3 separate regions of the Mus musculus genome follow, and regions 1 and 3 are each linked to region 2. A link is a loop called in an ENCODE intact Hi-C map of the cell type or tissue named here. Cell type or tissue: heart. All regions are shown on one strand.

What was found. Hi-C counts contacts between places; a loop is a spot of excess contacts. Peaks named below come from ENCODE experiments on the same cell type or tissue, not always from the same donor. Only the 100,000 strongest peaks of a DNase experiment are listed, where the experiment ranks them.
Region 1: it touches region 2 in a loop (10-fold over the local background); 2 of 42 quality-filtered maps call a loop at or near these places.
Region 3: a loop joins it to region 2, with 4 times the contacts of the local background. A loop is called at or near these places in 3 of 42 quality-filtered maps.

The regions. Positions count from the first base shown.
Region 1 is chr17:17,232,007-17,240,006 of GRCm38, reverse strand. It overlaps Gm5165 (predicted gene 5165), which reads right to left and starts at 5,104. Exons shown (of 4, transcript NM_001362181.1): 1 at 4,982-5,104. The coding sequence starts at 5,011. In heart, no CTCF peak of the experiment used is centred here; a DNase peak (open chromatin) is centred at 5,286; H3K4me3 peaks cover 1,451 bases; H3K27ac peaks cover 343 bases.
Region 2 is chr17:17,060,651-17,068,650 of GRCm38, reverse strand. It overlaps Zfp960 (zinc finger protein 960), which reads right to left and starts at 4,548. Exons shown (of 4, transcript NM_001005358.2): 1 at 4,445-4,548. The coding sequence starts at 4,474. In heart, no CTCF peak of the experiment used is centred here; a DNase peak (open chromatin) is centred at 4,660; H3K4me3 peaks cover 1,155 bases; H3K27ac peaks cover 476 bases.
Region 3 is chr17:17,194,041-17,202,040 of GRCm38, reverse strand. The region is part of intron 1 of Gm38396 (predicted gene, 38396); the gene reads right to left. Among named protein-coding and RNA genes, the nearest start is that of Gm38396, 19 kb to the right of the region's middle. In heart, no CTCF peak of the experiment used is centred here; no DNase peak of the experiment used is centred here.

The sequences.
Region 1 (8,000 bases), 170 kb before region 2:
TTTTCCCCTTCCTAAAAGCCCTGTATCCCATACCCCATCTCCCTGCTTTGCCCTTCACCATCAATTACCGTAGATGTAGAAACCAAGATATTCCGTGACAAAAACAAATTTACACCATATCTTGCCACAAAGCCAGCCTTACGAAGGATAACAGATGGAAAATATATATCAACGAGGGTAAATACACCCTAGAAAAAGCAACAAAGTAATCTTTCGACAAACCGATTAGAAAATAGCCACAGAAACATAAAAATAATATCAAAAATAACAGGGAGCAGCAATCACTATTCCTTATTATCTCTTAATATCAATGGACTCAATTCCCTAAGAAAAAGATATAGGATAACAGACTGGATGCAAAAACAGGACCCAACATTTTGGTGCAAACAGGAAACTCACCTTAGTGTCAAAGAAAGATACTTACCTCAGAAAAAAAAGTGCTGGAAAACAATTTTCCAAGAAATGGTCCCAAGAAACAAGCTGGAGTAGCCATTCTAATATTGAATAAAAGCAACTTTCAATCTAAAGTTGTCTACAAAGGATAAGGAAGGACACTTCATACTGCTGAAAGGGAAAATCTACCAAGAGGAACTCTCTAGTCTGAACATCTACGCTCCAAATGCAAGGGCAACCACATTCATAAAAGAAACACTACTAAGCCTCTACACACACAACTAAGCCTCTATGCACACGTTGCACGTCAACAATAATAGTGGGAGAAGTCAAAACTGCACTATTATCAGAGAACTGATCATGAAAACACAAAATAAACAGAGACACATTGAAACTAAGAGAAGTTATGGACCAAATGGATTTAATAGATAGCTATAGAAGATTCCAACCTAAAACAAAAGAAAATACCTTCTTCTCAGTACCTTATGGTATCATCACCAAAATTGACCATAGAATCAGTCACATAACAGGCCTCAACAGATACAAGACTGAAATAATTCCATGCATCCTGTCAGATCACCAAGGACTAAGGGTGGTCTTCAATAGTAACAAAAAACAACAGAAAGCTGACATAAACATGAAAGCTGAACAATGCCCTATTCAATGATAATTTGGTCAAGGAAGAAAAAAAGAAATTTAAAACTTTGTAGAATTTAATGAAAATGAAGGCACACCATACCAAAACTTACGTGATACAATGAAAGCAATGCTAAGAGGAAATCTCAGCTCTGAGTGCCTCCAAAAACAAACTGGAGAGAGCATACACTAGCATCTTAATAGTACACCTGAAAGCTCTAGAACAAAAAGAAGAAAATAAACCCAAGAGAAGTAGACAGCAGGAAATAATCAAACTCTGGGCTGGAATAAACCAAACAGAAAGAAAAGGAACTATGCAAATAATCAACAAAACTGGTTCAAAGAAGCTGGTTCTTTGAGAAAATGAACAAGATAGGTAAACCCTTAGCCACACAAACTAGAGGGCACAAAGACAGTGTCCAAATTAACAAAATCAGAAATGAAAAGGGAGATATAACAACAGAAACTGAAGAAATTCAAAAAATCATCAGATCCTACTACCAAAGCCATATATATTACACAAAACTGGAAAATCCGGATGTAATAGACAAGTTTTTAGACAGATAGTAAAATACCAAAGTTAAATCAGGATCAGATAAATCATGAAACCGTCCCTTAAGCCCCTAAAGAAATACATGCAGTCATTTAAAGTCTCCTAAACAAACAAACAAACAAACAAACAAAACGCCCAGGACAGGTTTTAGTGCAGAATTCTATCAGACCTTCAAAAAAGACGCACTACCAATACTCTTCAATCTAGTTCACAAAGTAGAAACAGAAGGAACACAACCAATTCATTCTATGAAGCCACAGTTACGCTGAGTATTCTCCCTTGGAGATGGAGCGGTTTCTGTCTCTTCAGGAACTTTTCACAATTTTCATTCAAAGGACTTCATAAGAGATTTTTTTCCACTTGTACCATGTTTAGTGGTGTTTCAACCAGATTTTAAAAACTGGAAAAAAAAAAAAAAGATACTACTGATCTCTCCTCCAAATAGAGCAGCTCAATATGTTACAGCTCTTTTTGTGAATTCAGATGAGCAAAAGGGTTTGTATGTCTCTGCAGCCACTCATACTTCTTTGTAATTTCAGGACAACAACTGAAGCCCACATGCAAAACAATGGTAAAGAACAATTTAATGTCTGCTTTGTGCCAAGCACCATGCACACCTGAAAAACCCCTGAAACTCAAAACTCCTTTTATGGCCTGGAATTTAATTTCCATGAAACACAACCATGTGACTGGTAATTCAATTAAATTCAAAAAATTAAAATCAAATCAAATTAAATATTCAAAAGAAATTAAATTAAAAATGTTGCAACAATTGAAGGTAGATGTGGCCATAAATGTGAAAACAAGGAGTGGTTAACGGGAGGTGAAAGGAAAAGGAAATAAAAAGGAAAGGAACATGGCTGTTCCTAGACATGGTGGAACAGAAAGTTTATTGCTGATACATGGGAGAGTGGAGTTAGAGAAAGGAACATCTTAGAGAGTGACCAGGATCAAGTGGAACCAAAGCCATGTGAAGAGAGGAAGGAAAGGAGAGGAAAACCAGACAAAGTGATGAGGTGGGTAAATGATAGATGAAAAAGATATTCTAACAAATTTGGGTGGATTACATAAGGAAGGGGAGCAGGGAGATGTATACCCCAATCCCTAAGATCCAGGGTGTGCTTTGTTAGGCATACACTGTAAAGGGTAACTGGGGGCTTTGGGGAGAAACTGACATTCTGGCCCGCTTTGATTTGTTAAATAGGCACCTAAGCCATTTGTGCTGGGCCATAAGACTTAACAACAGTGAGAAAGGATAAACCTAAAGGATTTAATTATAATATCAAATTTTATTTTTAAAAGTTTAAATTGGCTTTATGATTGAAAAGTTATCCAAGTATTAGACAAACCAGTATTACTCATACATTTCCTTCCCAATGCACACTGTAAAATTGGGATAGTAAAATTCCTACTAGTCATAGACACAGAAATTTGTCAAGCACTTAAGTATTGGTTGAATTCACGTACCTACAGATATTTAGTGTCTAAAAATTAATTCATTTCCTTCTCTAGATTCTTCATTGTCTCGTTCTGTGAACCACCTAAATTTTCAAGTTTGGACTTTTATTGATCATCTAACATTGATAACATTAGTATTCACTGATAATAGAAGGTATTTTCAAAGAAAGCTCCCTCCATCATTCTTCCCACTCCCTTTGGTTTCAAAGTTGGTCAGTGAAATCAATTGTTACCAATGTCCCTCTTGATCTATAATTTCCCCTAGAAAGTGGTGGAGGTAGGAGAACATTCATTCATTCCTTCCTTCCTTCATTCATTCATTCATATCTCTCTGTCTTTTTCCCTCATTGACCAGTCAGGGCTTATCCTGGAAGAATTTATATGCTTTTCTTCAGGCATTGGACAGCAGAAGCAGGATTAGGTGTTCAAAGAAATTACATAGCAAAAGGCAAGCCTGGGCTATAGAAGAAATTTCTCTAAAGAGAAACAAATGATCATAGCAGCTGAGAAAACAGATAAAATACTTAAATTCTCCAGAAACACTAAAGAGAAAAAAAAAATCTAGATGTTCAGAGAAATTCTAAGAAAATGAAACTTAAAAAGTGTAATCAAGAATTGACTTCTTAAAAAGATAGATATTATTGAATGTATGAATAGGCACTGTGTCTTTCAACAAGAGCAGGCCATTACCTCGTAGGCAAATACAGCAAACCAGTAGCCAACATCAAGTTAAATGGAGAGAAACTTAAAGCAATACCACTAAAATCAGGGACTAGACAAGGCTGCACACTTTCTCCATAACTATTGAAGTCCTAGCCAGAGCAATTCCACAACAAAAGATCAAGGGGATACAAATTGGAAAAGAAAAAGTCAAAATATTGTTTGCAGAGGATATGATAGTATCTATAAGTGACCCTAAAAATTCTACCAAAGAACTCCTAAACCTGATAAACAACTTCAGTGCAGTAGCTGGATATAAAATGAACTCAAATAAATCAGAGGCCTTTCTCTACACAAACGATAAACAGAATGAGAAAGAAATAGGGAAACAACACCCTTCACAACAGTCACAAATATAAAATACCTTGGTGTGACTCTAACTAAGGAAGTGAAAGATCTGTATAAGAACTTCAAGTCTCTGAAGAAAGAAATCAAAGAAGATCTCAGGAGATGGAAAGGTCTCCCATGCTCATGGATTGGCAGGATTAGTACAGTAAAAGTGACTATCTTGCTGAAAGCAATCTACAGATTCACTGCAATCCCCATCAAAATTGGAACTCAATTCTTCACAGAATTAGAAAGGGCAATTTGCAAATAAATCTGGAATGACAAAAGTCCTAGGACATCAAAAACTACCTCATCAATAAAAGAACCTTTGATGGAATCACCATCCCCGAACTCAAGCTGCAGTACAGAGCAATTGTGATAAAACAAAAACAAACAAACAAAAAACTCCCTGCATGTTACTGGTCCAGTGACAGACAGATCAATGGAACAGAATTTAAGACCCAGAAATAAACTCACACATCTATGCTCACTTGATCTTTGACAAAGGAGCTCAAACCATCCAGTGGAAAGAGGACAGCATCTTCAACAAATGGTGCTGGCTCAATTGACGGTTAGCATGTTGAAGAATGCGAATTGATCCATTCTTACTGCCTTGTACAAAACTCAACGCTAAATGCCAAGAGAACAACTTGTAGAATACACGAAAGAAACTTAGCCTGTCTGCCTTTGGCATCCTGCTAAGGGTGTTTCTATACACAGGACCCTGCTCGAAAGGTTTTGTGAATATTCAGCCCAGATAGTGAAGTTATGCAGGTGCCACCGTTGGGTCTAGAAGCGGCTAAAACCACGAGGCAACTCACAGGTGCCTGCATGTAGCTGCTGGTTCCGACCCAGCCTTCCGTAGGACCCAGCACACCCGATCCCGCTCCTCACCTCTGTGGGAAGTGACAATATCCTCATCATGTCGCACTTTCAGAACTTGCCTGAGCTTCCTTCACAGTACCCAGCAGCACAGGGGACAAATCACTTAATCCTGCTTAATTACAGGGAACCAGCGAAATGGATTCCGGAAAAACCGCCCTCCTCTTATGACTGGCAGATCCCCCAGGGAATCAGGAAAATGCGTTCCGGAAGAACCACCCTCCGCTTTTGACTGGCAGATCTCACAGGGAACCAGCAAAATGCATCCGGAAAAACCACCCTCCTCTTATGACTGGCAGATCCTCCTCAATGCCGTGATTGGCCAGTAAATCCTGAGTGACAGGAGCAACTCTCTCAGGGTGATAGGGTGCAAACGCAACTCGGAATAGTGGTTCAGTGCACAGGCTTCCAATCTAAACGCACACCTATTCCACATCAGCAGAGATATGTATTTTGGTAGCAGTTGTCCCAGGTTTCCGATAGCCTATACGCCAGCCTTTGCCGCCCCATCTCTCCAGCTCACCTTTGATTGGTTGCCTGCTCCTCCCCTTGTGAGCTGTGACCTTGTTCTCAAGAGCCAGGACTGAAATTCTGACCTGTGATTCCACTGCCCTCAGAAGGCACTTCCTCTTTTTGCTAGTAGAATGAAGCATATTACTAAAGTTGCAGTGGAGTGAAAAATCTGTCTCACAAATGGAAGGATGCCCAGTTTAACTGCTAATTAGTGACTTTAAGAAACAACGTTTTGTATTGTGGCTTCTTACTGGGTTCAGGTAAATTGCACAAACTTTCCAGCTGGAGCTCTATTGTTATTCTATAATCTACTATTCTATTTTCTTTTCCTTAGTAGGAAAGTGCCAAAAAAAATAAATAAAATCTTAAAATAAACCAAAAACACAGCTGTACTAGGAAAATGCTCTAGGGTCTCTCTATTTATGTGGAAAGTGGATTTATTAGTATGGCTCCCAAGCTGATAGCCAACTCTTCCAACTATAACTCTATACCAATGGGAAGTTGAGCAATCCAGTGGTTGTTCAGTCCATGTGGCTGATTGTTTCAGCTGGTTTTCAGTATATATCATAATATGTATAGGAATAAAACGTAACAACTGTAAGGAACCTAGAAAGTATTTAACGAATATATGTAATCATAAAAGTCGCCACAAAATCCATACTGGAGGTAAACCTTAAGCATTTAAAGAATGTGGGAGAGCCAGCACTATAGTATTCCTGACTGAAGACATAAGAAGATGTATGCCAGCCGGGCCTGGTGGCACACGCCTTTAATCCCAGCACTCTGGAGGCAGAGGCAGGCAGATTTCTGAGGTCGAGGCCAGCCTGGTCTACATCCAGAGTGAATTCTAGGACAGCCAATGTTACAAAGAGAAACCCTGTCTCAAAAAAACCACACAAAATAAAATAAAATAAAATAAAGAAGGAGAAGGAGAACACAAAGATGAAGAGAAAGAAGGGAAATATAAGACTTAAATAGTTGAAAAAAGAAGAATAGAAGCATAAGACTTAAGATGTAGGAATAGATGAAAAGGAACAGAGAGGAACACCCCCTCCACCACCACCTCTACACAAAATACATAAATAAAAATGAATAAGTTGATCCGAATAGTTCATTAAGACTATGACTATTTTGAATGGATACAGGCCTGCCATTGCTCAGGAGGAATGTGATGACTTCTGCAATAGCATCACCAATAATTGGAAGGCCAGTCAACAGTCAATGTGCATTCTGAGTAAAGAAGAGGGGTGTGTAATGCATCAGATGTGGAAGGAGTATCTACTTTAGGGTAGCCTGTCATGAAATTAAATTTTCCACTTTAAAGAATTTAAACTTTTATTAGCATAGCTAGTAATAAATAAAAACAAAAATTTGTATCCTTTCTTGGAATTTTGAGATAAGTATAATCTACATTGATAGAAATTTTTTAAGTACTTCAGGAATACCAAATAATCCACGAAGTCTATATTTCCTGGTCAATTTTAAAGAAATCTTAGTAATAGTAACATTGCTTTATGTAAAATGAATTAATTGGGAAAAATGTATCACGAGTATAAGCAAGGACACTGCAAAACCACTGAAATTGACTGCTCTGGGATTGGATAAATATATGTGTTTTCATACTTTTCAGGCTGCCTCTTTTGGATAGAAAGATTGGCAAAACTTAAGGAAAGCCTTGCAGGGTTTGAAGAGGTAAATTTGCGGTGGCAATGAGTGTATAATTGGGGATAGTGTGGGTGATAGGGTGTTATTCATGTGGCTCAAAGAGCCTAGAATCTCATGTAGGAAACATGGAATATATTACCAGTATGTGTGTATGTGTTTATAGGTGACAAAGACCAGGTTTGGCTTAGAAAGGTTCTGAGAGTGAAAGAAGTGGTGTCTGGATAAGAAAAATGGTGATTCCAAGCTGTTGACCTGTGTTCTGCTTGATACAGCTTTTCCAGTCTGCTTTTTGTTGTGTTTCCTCTCTGGAGATTTCTCTGTCTATATTCTGCTTGCTTGCCATTCTTAGATATCTCTCTGTCAAAGTCCTGCTTTCCTGCTTGCCCACCCCTCTCTCTCTCTCTCTCTCTCTCTCTCTCTCTCTCTCTCTCTCTCTCTCTCTTTCTCTGTGTATGTGTGTGTGTGTGGTGTGTGTTCATTCTCCAAGCAGTTCTATTTGTCCTAAAATTTTTGTGGATGAATCATCTCAAGGAGAAGACAGGTTCAGTTGAAAGACCCACAACGTGAGGACTCCCCCATGTTCTGACTCAGGAGAGGCGAAACCCCAAAATCACCCACAAGTAATGGTCTTGCTGCAAACTGCAAGAGGATTTTTATTCAAGAGCGCTCTCGGGCCCACGGTCATACACCATGTAGGGATAGAAGACCGTGGCGCCCTGAGTAGCTGGATAAGGGGGTATTTAAAGGAAGAAACCACAACCCAAGGAAGTGGGAAGGGCATTGTTGGAAAATACCAAAGATACCAGTTAAGAGTCACAAGGAAGTGCAAAGTCACAAGTGTCACAAGGAATAC
Region 2 (8,000 bases):
CTAATCATGAAAACACAAAATAAACAGACACACTGAAACAAAGAGAAGTTATGGACCAAGTGGATTTAATAGATAGCTATAGAAGATTTCATCCTAAAACAAAAGAAAATACCTTCTTCTCAGTACCTCATGGTATCATCACCAAAATTGACCATAGAATCAGTCACAAAACAGGCCTCAACAGATACAAGAAGACTGAAATAATTCCATGCATCCTGTCAGATCACCAAGGACTAAGGGTGGTCTTCAATAGTAACAAAAAACAACAGAAAGCTGACATAAACATGAAAGCAGAACAATGCCCTGATCAATGATAATTTGGTTAAGCAAAAAAAAAAAAAAAAGAAATTAAAAACTTGGTAGAATTTAATGAAAATGAAGGCACACCATACCAAAACTTAGGTGACACAATGAAAGCAATGCTAAGAGGAAAACTCAGCTCCGAGTGCCTCCAAAAACAAACTGGAGAGAGCATACACTAGCATCTTAACAGTACACCTGAAAGCTCTAGAACAAAAAGAAGAAAATAAACCCAAGAGAAGTAGACAGCAGGAAATAATCAAACGTGGGGCTGGAATAAGCCAAACAGAAAGAAAAGTAACTATGCAAATAATCAACAAAACTGGTTCAAAGAAGCTGGTTCTTTGAGAAAATGAACAAGATATGTAAATCCTTAGCCACACCAAACTAGAGGGCACAGAGACAGTGTCCAAATTAACAAAATCAGAAATGAAAAGGGAGATATAACAACAGAAACTGAAGAAATTCAAAAAATTATCAGATTCTACTACTAAAACCATATCTTACACAAAACTGGAAAATCCGGATGTAATGGACAAGTTTTTAGACAGATAATAAAAACCAAAGTTAAATCAGGATCAGATAAATCATGAAACAGTCTCTTAAGCCCCTAAAGAAATACATGCAGTCATTTAAAGTCTCCTAAACAAACAAACAAACAAACAAACAAAACGCCCAGGACAGGTTTTAGTGCAGAATTCTATCAGACCTTCAAAAAAGACGCACTACCAATACTCTTCAATCTAGTTCACAAAGTAGAAACAGAAGGAACACAACCAATTCATTCTATGAAGCCACAGTTACGCTGAGTATTCTCCCTTGGAGATGGAGCGGTTTCTGTCTCTTCAGGAACTTTGCACAATTTTCATTCAGAGGACTTAATAAGAGATTTTTTTCCCCTCGTACCATGTTTAGTGGTGTTTCAACCAGATTTTAAAAACTGGAAAAAAAAAAAAAGATACTACTGATCTCTCCTCCAAATAGAGCAGCTCAATATGTTACAGCTCTCTTTGTGAATTCAGATGAGCAAAAGGGTTTGTATGTCTCTGCAGCCACTCATACTTCTTTGTAATTTCAGGACAACAACTGAAGCCCACATGCAAAACAATGGTAAAGAACAATTTAATGTCTGCTTTGTGCCAAGCACCATGCACACCTGAAAAACCCCTGAAACTCAAAACTCCTTATATGGCCTGGAATTTAATTTCCATAAACACAACCATGTGGCTGGTAATTCAATTAAATTCAAAAAATTAAAATCAAATCAAATTAAATATTCGAAAGAAATTAAATTAAAAATGTTGCAACAATTGAAGGTAGATGTGGCCATAAATGTGAAAGCAAGCAGTGGTTAATAGGAGGTGACAGAAAAAGGAAATAAAAAGGAAAGGAACATGGCTGTTCCTAGACATGGTGGAACAGAAAGTTTATTGCTGATACATGGGAGAGTGGAGTTAGAGACAGGCACATCTTAGAGAGTGACCAGAATCAAGTGGAACCAAAGCCATGTGAAGAGAGGAAGGAGAGGAGAGGAAAACCAGACAAAGTGATGAGGTGGGTAAATGATAGATGAAAAAGATATTCTAACAAATTTGGGTGGATTACATAAGGAAGGGGAGCAGGGAGATGTATACCCCAATCCCTAAGATCCAGGGTGTGCTTTGTTAGGCATACACTGTAAAGGGTAACTGGGGGATTTGGGGAGAAACTGACATTCTGGCCTGCTTTGATTTGTTAAATAGGCACCTAAGCCATTTGTGCTGGGCCATAAGACTTAACAACAGTGAGAAAGGATAAACCTAAAGGATTTAATTATAATATCAAAATTTATTTTTAAAAGCTGAAATTGGCTTTATGATTGAAAAGTTATCCAAGTATTAGACAAACCAGGTATTACTCATACATTTCTCTCCCAATGCACACTGTAAAATTGGAATAGTAAAATTCCTACTAGGCACAGACACAGAAATTTGTCAAGCACTTACATGTTGGTTGAATTCATGTACGTACAGATATTTAGTTTCTAAAAATTAATCCATTTCCTTCTCTAGATTCTTGATTGTCTTTTTCTGTGAACCACGTAAATTTTCAAGTTTGGCCTTTTATTGATCATCTAACATTGATAACATTAGTATGCACTGATAATAGAAGGTATTTTAAAAGAAAGCTCCCTCCATCATTCTTCCCACTCCCTTTGGTTGCTGTGAATACACCATTTTCAAAGTTGGTCAGTGAAATCAATTGTTACCAATGTCCCTCTTGATCTATAATTTCCCCTAGAATGTTGTGGAGGTAGGAGAACATTCATTCATTCCTTCATTCATATCTCTCTGTCTTTTTCCCTCATTGACCAGTCAGGGCTCATCCTGGAAGAATTTATATGCTTCTCTTCAGGCATTGGACAGCAGAAGCAGGATTAGGTATTCAAAGAAATTACATAGCAAAAGGCAAGTCTGGGCTATAGAAGAAATTCCTCTAAATAGAAACAAATAATCATAGCAGTTGAGAAAACGGATAAAATACTTAAATTCTCCAGAAACACTAAAGAGAAAAAAAAATCTAGATGTTCAGAGAAATTCTAAGAAAATGAAACTTAAAAAGTGTTATCAAGAGCCGGGCGTGGTGGCATACACCTTTAATCCCAGCACTTGGGAGGCAGAGGCAGGCGGATTTCTGAGTTCAAGGCCAGCCTGGTCTACAAAGTGAGTTCCAGGACAGCCAGAGCTACACAGAGAAACCCTGTCTCAAAAAACCAAAAAAAAAAAAAAAAAAAAAAAAAAAAAAAAAAAAAAAGTGTTATCAAGAATTGACTTCTTTAAAAGATAGATATTATTGAAAGTATGAATAGGTACAGTGTCTTTCAACAAGAGCAGGCCATTACCTTGTAGGCAAATACAGCAAACCAGTAGCCAACATCAAATTAAATGGAGAGAAACTTAAAGCAATCCTACTAAAATCAGGGACTAGACAAGGCGGCACACTTTCTCCATAACTATTGAAGTCCTAGCAAGAGCAATTCCACAACAAAGAAGATCAAGGGGATACAAATTGGAAATGAAAAAGTCAAAATATCATTATTTGCAGAGGATATGATAGTATCTATAAGTGATCCTAAAAATTCTACCAGAGAACTCCTAAACCTGATAAACAACTTCAGTGCAGTAGCTGGATATAAAATGAACTCAAATAAATCAGAGGCCTTTCTCTACAGAAATGATAAACAGGATGAGAAAGAAATAGGGAAACAACACCCTTCACAATAGTCACAATTAATATAAAATACATTGGTGTGACTCTAACTAAGGAAGTGAAAGATCTGTATAATAACTTCAAGTCTCTGAAGAAAGAAATCAAAGAAGATCTCAGGAGATGGAAACGTCTCCCATGCTCATGTATTGGCAGGATTAGTATAGTAAAAGTGACTATCTTGCTGAAAGCAATCTACAGATACACAGCAATCCCCACCAAAATTGGAACTCAATTCTTCACAGAATTAGAAAGGGCAATTTGTAAATAAATCTAGAATAACAAAAATCCTAGGATATCAAAAACTATCTCAACAACAAAAGAACCTTTGGTGGAATCATCATCCCGAAACTCAAGCTGTAGTACAGAGCAATTGTGATAAAAAACAAAAACAAAAACAAACAAACAACCCCCTTCATGTTACTGGTACAGTGACAGTCAGATCAATGAAGCTGAATTTAAGATCCAGAAATAAACTCACACATCTATGTCCACTTAATCTTTGACAAAGGAGCTCAAACCATCCAGGGGAAAGAGGACAGCATCTTCAACAAATGTTGCTGGCTCAATTGGCGGTTAGCATGTAGAAGAATGCGAATTGATCCATTCTTACCTCCTTGTACAGAGCTCAATGCTAAAGGCCAAGAGAACAACTTGTAGAATACACGAAAGAAACTTAGCCTGTCTGACTTTGGCATCCTGCTAAGGGTGTTTCTATACACAGGACCCTGCTCGAAAGGTTTTGTGAATATTCAGCCCAGATAGTTAAGTTATGCAAGAGCCACCGTTGGGTCCAGAAGCGGCTAAAACCACGAGGCAACTCGCAGGTGCCTGCATGTAGCTGCTGGTTCCGACCCAGCCTTCCGTAGGACCCAGCACACCCGATCCCGCTCCTCACCTCTGTGGGAAGTGACAATATCCTCATCATGTCGCACTTTCAGAACTTGCCTGAGTTTCCTTCACAGTACCCAGCAGCACACAGGACAAATCACTTAAGCCTGCTTAATTACAGGGAACCAGCGAAAAGAATTCCGGAAGAACCACCCTCCTCTTATGACTGGCAGATCCCACAGGGAACCAGGAAAATCCCTTCCGGAAAAACCACCCTCCTCTAAGACTGTCAGATCCTCCTTCATGCCGTGATTGGCTAGTAAATCCTGAGTGACAGGAGCAACTCTCTCAGGGTGAGAGGGTGCAAACGCAACTCGGAATAGTGGTTCAGTGCACAGGTTTCCAATCTAGACGCACACCTATTCTAGATCAGCAGAGATTTGTATTTTGGTAGCAATTGTCCCAGGTTTCCGATAGCGTACACCCCAGCTATTGCCGTCCCTTCTCTCCAGCTCACCTCTGATTGGCTGCCTGCTCCTCCCCATTGTGAGCTGTGACTTTGTTCTCCAGAGCCAGGACTCAAATTCTGACCTGTGAGTCCACTGCCCTCAGAAGGTGCTTCCTCTTATTGCTAGTGGAATGAAGCATATTACTAAAGTTGCAGTGGAGTGGATAATCTGTCTTACAAGTGGAAGGATGCCCAGTTTAACTGCTAGTTAAAGAGTGACTTTAAGAAACAACGTTTTGTATTGTGGCTTCTTACTGGGTTCTGGTAAATTGCACAAACTTTCCAGCTGGAGCTCTATTGTTATTCTATAATCTACTATTCTATTGTCTATTCCTCAGTAGGAAAGTGCCAAAAAATAAAATAAAATCTCAACCCAAAAACACAGGTGTACTAGGAAAATGCTCTAGGGTCTCTCTATGTATGTGGAAAGTAGATTTATTAGTATGGCTCCCAAGCTGATAGCCAACTCTTGCAACTATAACTCTATACCAATGGGAAGTTGAGCAATCCAGTGGTTGTTCAGTCCATGTGGCTGAATGTCTCAGCTGGTTTTCAGTATATATCATAATATGTATAGGAATAAAACGTAACAGCTGTAAGGAACCTAGAAACATGTAACGAATACATGTAATCATAAAAGTCGCCACAAAATCCATACGGGTGGTAAACCTTAAGCATTTAAAGAATGTGGGAGAGCTAGCACTACAGTATCCCTGACTGAAGACATAAGTATTTGTATGCCAGCCGGGCATGGTGGCGCACGCCTTTAATCCCAGTACACAAGAGGGAAAAGGCAGGCAGATTTCTGAGTTCGAGGCCACCCTCATCTACATCCAGAGTGAATTCTAGGACAGCCAGTGTTACACATAGAAACCCTGTCTCGAAAAATAAAATAAAATAAAATAAAAATAAAGAAGAAGAAGGAGAAGGAGAAGTAGAACACAAAGACGATGACAAAGAAGACAAAGAAGGGAAATATAAGACTTAAATAGTTTAAAAAAGAAGCATAAGACTTAAGATATAGGACTAGATGAAAAGGAACAGAGAGGTCCAACCATCCATTGAACCCCATTTAAATCATTCCAGGGCTTCCCAAATCCACCTTCCTCAAATCTACCTTCCTCAAATGAACATATGGAGAAATATAAAATTGATATGTTTCCCAAAACTTAGGAATCTCATAGCTTTCAAATGGTCTGAATATGTGAAGGCATACAAATCCAATTCCACTATTTGGTCAAGAAGCATATTTATGCAGTCCTTCATTAGGTTGCATAAAATATCTTTCACTTTGTACGTATAACTTTTGTAAAATTATCATATGTTTAAACTGGCCCATAATAGTTTCTTTCTGTTAGAATTATAGGGATGGAAATGGAGAGGAGCCTTGCCACGCACTCTGGTTGAGTCAGCTTGACAGGCCGAGAGGCCTAAAAGTCACGAGGCAAAGAGTTTCACGGAAACTCACCTCCTGGAATCTGGTGTTCTCTCTAAACCATACATTAATATTCCATTCCCGAGTTAGTCTGGTGTATGGATCCATGTGCTCTCTTTTAGTATTATCCTATTATAAGTGCCTTTTAGGATTGAATTCTCACATAGCCAAGCCTTCACCAGTGTTCCAACAGTCCTAGAAAGTCCTACAGCTGACCATGGGCTTGGAATTCAGTAAGAATGTTGCTTTCAGTGACATTCAGAATTGCCTCTGGCATTACACTATCACTTTGAATAAAAGCCAAGTCACTGCTCTACACAAGAATTTACCATCATCTAGGAAGAAGGAAGTTTGAGACCTAAAGAGAAACCAGAATAGACACTTAGAACTAGAGATAGCTGAGTTACACCCATACACACGTATTTACAATGGTCTACGGGAAAGGTGGACTATACAATAGACTAAAATAGGAACTATGGCAAGGGCACGAAGCCCTTGACCCTGGCTTCTAAGATTAAGTGAATCTTAGGTGCAGCTCTTTTTGATCCCAGTTGTTAACAATGAATTCTATCCCAGGTGGTTCCTGTTAGACCTTCTGTGTTTGTATTCCTGTTTTGTGTAAGAATCCAGTAACCTCTTTGTACCTTGCTGGTGTGTCACCCAACTTCCCTATTTTCTTCAGCATAAAAAGTTTGATGCTCGATTTGACAAATTACATTCAGATTCTACACAACCTCTCCTATGTGCATCTGTCTGTTTCCATCCAAGGCTTTGCCCACCTGCCCCAGAGACCTGTTCCACGCAGACAAAAGGATAAAGAGGGTCTGAGGCAGAGCCTGAAGAAAAAAGGTCCAACAACAGGCCCAAAGAGGGATCCAGCTCAAGGGAGGTCCCAGGGCCTGACACTATTATTTTTTAATATTTATTTATTATTATATCTAAGTACACTGTAGCTGTCTTCAGATGCACCAGAAGAGAGTGTCTCATTACAGATGGTTGTGAGCCACCATGTAGTTGCTGGGATTTGAACTCAGGACCTTTGGAAGAGCAGTCGGTGCACTTAACCCCCCCCCCCCAAAAAAAAACCAACAAAGCCAGTTTTAGTGTATAGAGTGTATTCATAGTTATTGAGTTCAATTCTAAGCAACCACATGGTGGCTCTTACAACCATCTTTAATGGGGATCCGATGCCCTCTTCTGGTGTGTTTAAAGACAGCTACATTGTACCCACATGCATGAAATAAATAAATAAATCTTAAAAAAAAAAAACAACAAGAAGAAGAGTTACAATATAAAAAAATAAAAACTGTGATCCAGTGATAGAGAACTCTCAACCAAGAAATCTAAATGGCTAAGAAGCACTTATAGAAATGGTCACCATTTTCAATAATGACAGAAATTCAAATCAAAACAACACTGAGAGTTCATCTTACTTCCATCAGAAAGTAGATAAGAAAAACCACAAGGGACAGTCCATGCTGGTGAGGATGTGGAACAAGGGGTGGGTGTACTCCTCCAAAGCAGGTGAGTTTACAAACTGGTACAAAAACTCTGGAAAACAACCTGCAAGTTAATCAGATAATTGGAATTAGTTCTACCTGAATACCTTACTATACTGCTCCTGGACATGTACCCAAAAGATTCTCCACAATACCACAAGGACATGTGCTCCAGTATGTT
Region 3 (8,000 bases), 130 kb before region 2:
AACTTGATAAATAAATAAATATAATGGTCCAGTTTCAATTATTTAGGAGCTAGCTTTGTTACTACAGGCACTGACATTTGGCATACCAATGCCTGACAAGAATTCCCTTAGAGTAGAAACTCTAAGGGGAGGCTCTGAGGCCCAAATGTGGGTAACCTTAGTCAAATGTGTAACAGAGTGAATATAGAATCTGAAGAGACCACCTCCAGTACATGGACAGGGCCCCAGTGGAGGCTCTCACATCCAACATTTTCACCTCAAAGTTGTTCCTTACTAAAAGGAATGTGGGGACAATCATGGAGCTGAGCATGAACAAATGGCTCAACATTGACTGACCCAACTTGGAATCCATCCCCTGGGTGGTCACCAAACCCTAACTTTATTACTGATGCTATGTTGTAACTGCAGACATGAGCTTAGCATGGGTGTTCTCTGAGAGGCTCTACCAATAGCTGAATGAGACAGTTGCAGATACTCACAGGCAAGCACTGGATAGATAGGATTAACATAGTAAAAATGACCACACCCAGATACCCCTTCTCTCAGAACATCTCTGTAAGCCCAGCCTGGTCTTTTGGCACCTATGAACACATACCTGTAACATATACCATAAAACCCACATGAGACAACAGATACTGAAGAAAAATATCAGATCCTATTACAAAACACTATACTCAACAAAAGTTGAGGAAATGTAGATGAAATGGACGGTTTTCTAGACAGTTACCAATACCAAAGTTAAATCAGAATTAGATAAACCTTCTAAACAGTCGTATATCCCCCTAAAGAAATACAACCAGTCATTAAAAGTCTCTGTTAGCACCCGGACATTCCAAACCTAGGTGCTAAAGATGTGACCCATGTCCTGTGTTGCCAAGCCAACAACCTCAATCTCAGAACCCACTCGGCTCACCTCCCACCCTTACTTGTGTGATGTCATTTTCCATATAAATTAGGAGATCACCCTCTCCTCACTCTCTTTCTTTTCTACCCCTCTACTTGCCTTGCTGCCCGCTTTGTACACAATAATCCTCTCTCATGTGGAACCCCTTGGAGTGGTGTGCTGTTTGGTATATCTGGTAAATATATATGTTAATATTAATATCAATAATATATGAGTCTCCCAACCAGAAAATAATAATAATAAAGCCCAGAACAAGATGGTTTTAATGTAGAATTCTATTAGATCTACAAAGAAGAATACCAATACTCTTCAAACTATTCCACAAACTAGAAACAGAAGGAACACAACCCAGTTTATTCTAGGAGGCCACAGTTACACTGAGTACTCCCCCTTAGAGATGGAGTGGTTTCTGTGTAATCAGGAACTTTTCACAATTTCTTTTCATAGAGGATTCATAAGAGACTTCTTTCTTTCTTTCTTTTTTTCTATCTTTCTTTCTTTATTTCTTTTTTTTGTTGTTTAAGGCACTTTTTTTTATTAGCTATTTTCTTCATTTACATTTCAGACGCTATCTCCAAAGCCCCCTACTATACCCTCCCTACACCGTGCTCCACAATCCACCCACTCCCCCTTCCTGGCTCTGGCATTGCGCTGTACCGGGGCACATGATCTTCGCATGAACAAGGTAGAGATTTTTTTCTACTTCCTACTTCTATCATGTTTAATGTTCCAAATAAATTTTAAAAACTGAAAAAAAAAAAAAGATGCTACTAATCTCTCCTCCAAACAGAAAGGTCTAATGCTCTACAGATCTCTTTGAGAATTCATGTGATCAAAATGGTTTATATGTCTCTGCAGACACTCAGTTCATTATGATTTATTTCAGGATAACAACTGCAGTCCCCACAAAAAACAATGAAGAACAATTTAATGTCTGCTTAGTGCCAAGAACCATGCACACCTGAAAAACCTCTAAAACTCAAAACTCAGCTGGGCAGTAGTAGCGCACACCTATAATCCCAGCACGAGGCAGAGGCAGAGGCAGAGAGGCAGAGAGGCACCAGAGGCAGAGAGGCAGCAGAGGCAGAGGCAGAGAGGCAGAGAGAGAGGCTGCAGAGGCAGAGAGGCAGCAGAGGCGGAAGAGGCAGAGGCCGAGAGGCAGAGGCAGCGAGGCAGAGAGAGAGGCAGACAGGCAGAGGCGGCAGAGGCAGCAGAGGCAGAAGCAGAGGCAGCAGAGGCAGAGGCAGAGGCAGGCAGATTTCTGAGTTCTAGGCCAGCCTGGTATACAAAGTGAGTTCTAGGACAGCCAGCACTATACCAAGAAACCCTGTCTGAAACAAACAAACAACCCTAAAAACTCCCTATGTGCTTTGGAATTTAATTTCCATGAAACACAACCATGTTGCTGGTAATTCAATTAAATTCAAAAAATTAAAATCAAATCAAATTTAATATTCAAAAGAAATGAAATTAAAAATGTTGCAACAATTGAAGGTAGACGTGGCCATAAATGTGAAAACAAGGAATGGTTACTGGGAGGTGAAAGGAAAGGGAAATAAAAAGGAAAGGAACATGGCTATTCCTAGACATGGTGGAATAGAAAGTTTATTGCTGATACATGGGAGAGCAGAGTTAAGAGAAAGACACATCTTAGAGAGTGACCAGAATCAAGTGGAACCTAAGCTATGTGAAGAGAGGAAGGAGAGGAGAGGAAAACAAGACTAAGAGATGAAGTGGGTAAATGACAGATGAAAAAGATATTCTAGGGGCTGGTGAGATGGCTCAGTGGGTAAGAGCACCCGACTGCTCTTCTGAAGGTCCGGAGTTCAAATCCCAGCAACCATATGGTGGCTCACAACCATCTGTAACAAGATCTGACACCCTCTTCTGGAATGTCTGAAGACCGCTACAGTGTACTTATATATAATAAATAAATAAATCTAAAAAAAAGAAAAAAAAAGATATTCTAACAAATTTGGGTGGATTACATAAGAAAGGGGAGCAGGGAGAGTTGCAGACCAATCCCTGGGATCCAGGGTAGGTTATGTGAGCCATATACTATAAAAGGTAGAGACTGGGGGATTTGGGGAGAAACTGACAAACTGGCCTGCTATGATTTGTTAAATAGGCAACTAAGCCTTGAAACATAACAACAGTGAGAAAGGATAAGCCTAAAGGATTTAACTATAATATCAATTTTTTTTCCTTTTCTTCCCTTTTTTTTTTTTTTTTTTTTTTTTTGAGACAGGGTTTCTCTGTATAGCCCTGGCTGTCCTAGAACTCACTTTGCACTGATCTGTGTCTCTAGGCTAGGCGTGTTTTCTCCTGATGATTCCAGAACTGTCTCCAGACTGAATCCCCACTCCCATTATCCTTCTCCATGTTTTGTTTAGAGGAGGTCTTGCATTAGTCTATCACCTACTTAGTTATGGACTTAATAGGTTTATTGAAAAAAATTCAGAAGGAGAAAACACCCCTAGCCGAGAGACACAGATCAGTGAAAAAATGCAATATCACAGTTTTGACTGGGAATTGGTCAGAATAACTCAGAAGATGAAAATAGAAGAAAACTGCTTGCTTATCGTTCCCTTAAAGCTTGATTAATAAATGAGTATAATGGTCCAGTTTCAATTATTTAGGAGCTAGCTTTGTTACTACAAGGCACTGATATTTGATATACCAAAGACTGACAAGAATTCCCTTAGAGTAGAAACTCTAAGGGGAGGCTCTGAGGATACAATGGGGTAACCTTACTCAAAAGTGCAATAGGGGGAGTAAGGAACCTGAGGAGACCACCTCCACCCCAGTGGAGGCCCTCACATTCAAAATTTTCCGTTCAAAATTGTTCCTTTCTAAAAAGAATGTGGGGATAAAAATGGAGCATAGCACGAACTAATGGCTGAATATTTTCTGGCCCAACTTGGGATCCATCTCTTGGGTGGTCATCAAACCCTAACAGTATTACTGATGCTATGCTATGCCTGCAGACAGGAGCTTAGCATGGGTGTTCTCTGAGAGGCTCTACCAGCAACTGAATGAGAGATGGAGATATTCACTGCCAAGCATTGGATAGGTAGGATTAATATATTGAAAATATGCAAGTTACCAAGTGCAATCTACAGGTTCAGTGTAACCCCATTAACATTCTAACACAACTTTTTTTTTTTTTTTACAAATATTGAAAGAGAAATTCTCAATAGGGGGAAAACAAAACAAATCAACAAAACAAGACAAAACAAGGAAAGTCAAAGCAATCTTAAACAGCAAAAGAACTTCAATAGGAATCACCATCCCTCAACTTAAGCTGCACTATTGCTCAAGCAATAGCGATGAAAACTGCATGATATTGGTACAAAAACAGATATGTGGACCAATGGAATCGACCCAAAGACCTACAAACAAACCAATTTGATTTTTTGATAAGGAAAGAAAAGCAAACAATGGAAAAAAGAGGACATCTTCAAGAAATGGTACTGGTCTAACTGGATATCTGCATGTGTAAAAATGAAAATAGATTCATATTTATCACTCTGCACAGAATTCAAGTCTGAGTGGATCAAGGACCTCAACATAAAACTGGATGCAATGAATCTCATAGAATAGAAAGTAGGAATGAAAAGGTCAGCTCAGGAACTTTGGGAAGGTCATGAAGCACATGCGCCTCAGGAAGGGAGAGGCTAGGTACCATTTTTCAGACCACAGGGAGGGAACAGACCTGTGGGTGGGGACACATTCCACAGGATGTACCATTGGCCACCTCAGACAAGGGAAGTCCTTTTCACCTCATTTCCTAAAGACTAATCAGTTTAAGGGTGCACTGTTCAGTCAATCATATTGTGCCTAGTCACTGATGTTCTTCTATTCTGCCCCTGGAAACCATATACAAAACCCGCCAAATCTGTGCTGGGGGTCGCTGCCTCTTCTTTGGGTCTCTGAAGACCCCAATGCACTGTAACAATAAAATCCTATTGCTTTTTGCATCGATCCTGGCTCCACATGGTTCACTCAGGGGGTCCCTGGTAAGCTAAGGCTCCCCAGAGTCTTACAGGAAAAAGACTTGAACTATTTGAACAGGAGACAATATTCTGAGTATAACACCAAAGGCTCATGCTCTAGTCTCAACAATAAATGGAACCTCAGGAAATTGCAAAGCATCTGAAAAGCAAAGGGCACTGTCAATAAAACAAAAAGGCAGCAGACAGATTGGGAAAGATATTCACCAACTCTACATCCTACACAGGGTTACTATACAAAATTCATAAAAGACATGAGAAGTTAAACACCAAGAACCCAACAAACCCGATTCACAAAAGAGCTAAACAGAGAATCAACAACAGAGAAGTCTTGAATGGCTGAAATGAAACTAAAAAATTGTTCAAAGTCCTTAGACATCAGGAAAATGGAAATCAAAACAACTTTTACACCCATCAAAATGACTAATATCAAAAATTCAAGGTATACCATAAGCTGGGAAGAATGTGGAAGAAGGGGAACAGTCCTCCATCTTAGGTGGGAGGGAAAACTCATACGAGCAATTTGGAAATCCAGATTCAGAAAACTGGGAATAGTTCTACCTCAGGAGCCAGCTATATGCCCAACCCCTGATCATACACCCAAAAGAGGCTTCAACATTCCACAAAGACTGAAAAAGTGTAATATATAAAAAAAAGAAAACTAGGCCTTTAGGCCCAGGCTTGAGAATGTGACCTTTGTGACTCAATGCTCCAAGGTATGCTAATCATTAAACAGATACTGACATTCCTCCACCCACCTGCTTCCTGGGTTCAAGGAGTACTTGTTCAAAAAGGTCCGCCCAGACCATTCATGGAACCCGCTATGCAAATGTGCTATTGTTAGAGGCTCATAGAAACTGTCTTGAGAAATAACTGCATAATTAGCAGGTATTCCTTGTGACTTCCTTGTGACTCTTAACTGGTATTTTTGGTATTTTCCAACAACGCCCTTCCCACCCACTTGAGTTGTGGTTTCTTCCTTTAAATAACCCCTCTTCCAGCTACTTGGGGCCCATGGTCTTCTACGCCTCCATGGTGTACAACTGTGGGTCTCAGAGAGCTCTTGGAATAAAAGTCCTCTTGAAGATTGCATCAAGACCATTTCTCATAAGTGATTTGGGGTGCCGCCTCTCCTGAGTCAGAACATGGGGGGGGGGGGGAGGTCCTCATGTTGTGGGTCTTTCAGAACTATGTTCATAACAGCTTTCTTCGTAATAACCAGAAACTGGAACAACCTAGGTGTTCTTCAAATAAAGTGTGGATGAAGTAAATGTGTTACACCTAGGCAACAGAATACTAATCATCTATTATAAGTAAAGACATCAATAATTTTACAGGCAAGTGGATGGATGTTGAAAGTATTATCTTGACTGTGGTAACCCAATTGCAAAAGGACATGCATGGTTTGTACTCATTTATAAGTGGATATTAGCCATAAAATGCAGGATACACAGTTTATACTCCACAGGCACAAAAGAGGTAAAGAACATATAATGCACAAGTGAGGACACTTCAATCTCACTTAGAATGTAGAATCAAATAGTTATGCTTGGCAGGTGGATCAAAGGAACTGGGTGGGAGAGGAGACAAAGGAGGAAATTAGGAGGGTTCAGGATAAGGTTTAGGGAGGGAGAGGACAGATAGCCAAATGGCCATGAGAATGTATGCAACCAAAGGAGGTGGCAAATGTCTGAGATTAACTTCTGCAATGGAAGATCAAGCCTTGCTTGGAGCTAATGAGACTGAGTGACATAGTTTCTGCAACTGGCAGATAGGCCTGGTATCAGCTTCCTAGAGTGTTGAGGGGTGCTGTGGGCAATAAGGTACATATTTCACAATCCTGCAAGGAATGTCCTCAGTGTTAAGGTTAATGACTCCATGATAATTAGAAACAGCTGGAGTCCAGGAGTTAAGGGTGTGTCTATGTCTGCAAAATGGTAAATATTAGGACCTTCAGGACAGCATTTAAGGGAAAGAACCCTCTATACATGAGATTGAATATATATTTTCTCAACTATGAAAAAGTAATGATTCAATATGAACTATGTGAGAGTCTTCACAATTCTGAATGAACAAAAGCAATACACTATGAGCCAACTTGTTAGAAAGTTACATCTATTTGTTTGCTTGTTTGTTTGATTGCTTAAGCTTAGGAAGACAAGACAGGTTCCTGAGTTCAGGATCAAACTAGGACACAGCAAGGTTACCCTCTGGCTTGCTGGAAATGATAAATTCAGGGCAGGGTCACACCCAACTAGCCTATCATCTGTGTTTAACAAAGGCAGACAGAGCTTTGAGTTATTTTGCAATGCTAAGAAAAAATGTACACCTGAGTCTCCTAAGAATCAAAGGCTTGGGGTCATGGAATGCTGATTCCTAAGATTAAAAAAAAACCTAAAACCTGGAGTAAATGAGTAGATTGATAGGTAAAATAAAACAAACAAACAAAACAAAACTGTACTTGTATTCTGTTGGAGATGAGCTTACCAGAGAAATGTTTAAACCGAAGAGAAAATTGCTAGAAGAATGAGTACACATGCATACACACACAGAGAAAGGGGGGGGGGGTAGGGAGAGAGGCAGAGGGGGAGAGGGGGAGAGAGGAAGAGAGGGAGAGAGGGAGACGGGGAGAGAGAGAGAGAGAGAGAGAGAGAAAATGAATCAAGAAAGCAGGATATAGACATAGAGGTCTCTCAGAATAGCAATCGGGCAGAATATAGACAAGGAAATCTCCAGCGATCCACAGAGCAGCACAGAAACATTAGAGAAGGAAAATCCTTATCCAGAAAAATAAATGTCATCCACTTTGGATCCATGCTTTTTCTTTTCACAAGTGACAGACACCCTTTCTCTCAGATCATCTCTGAAGCTGAGCCTGGTCTATTACCACATATGAACACATACCTGTAACATATACCATATAACCCACATGAGACCCCAGGCTTTCTGAGCCACAGGAATACCACCCTATCTCCCACACTATTCCCACTTCTACACTCACTCCCACTGCAAATTTACCCCCTCAAATCTTCCAAGGCTTTCCTCAAGTTTTGCCATTTTTGTATCCAAGAGAGACAGCCTGA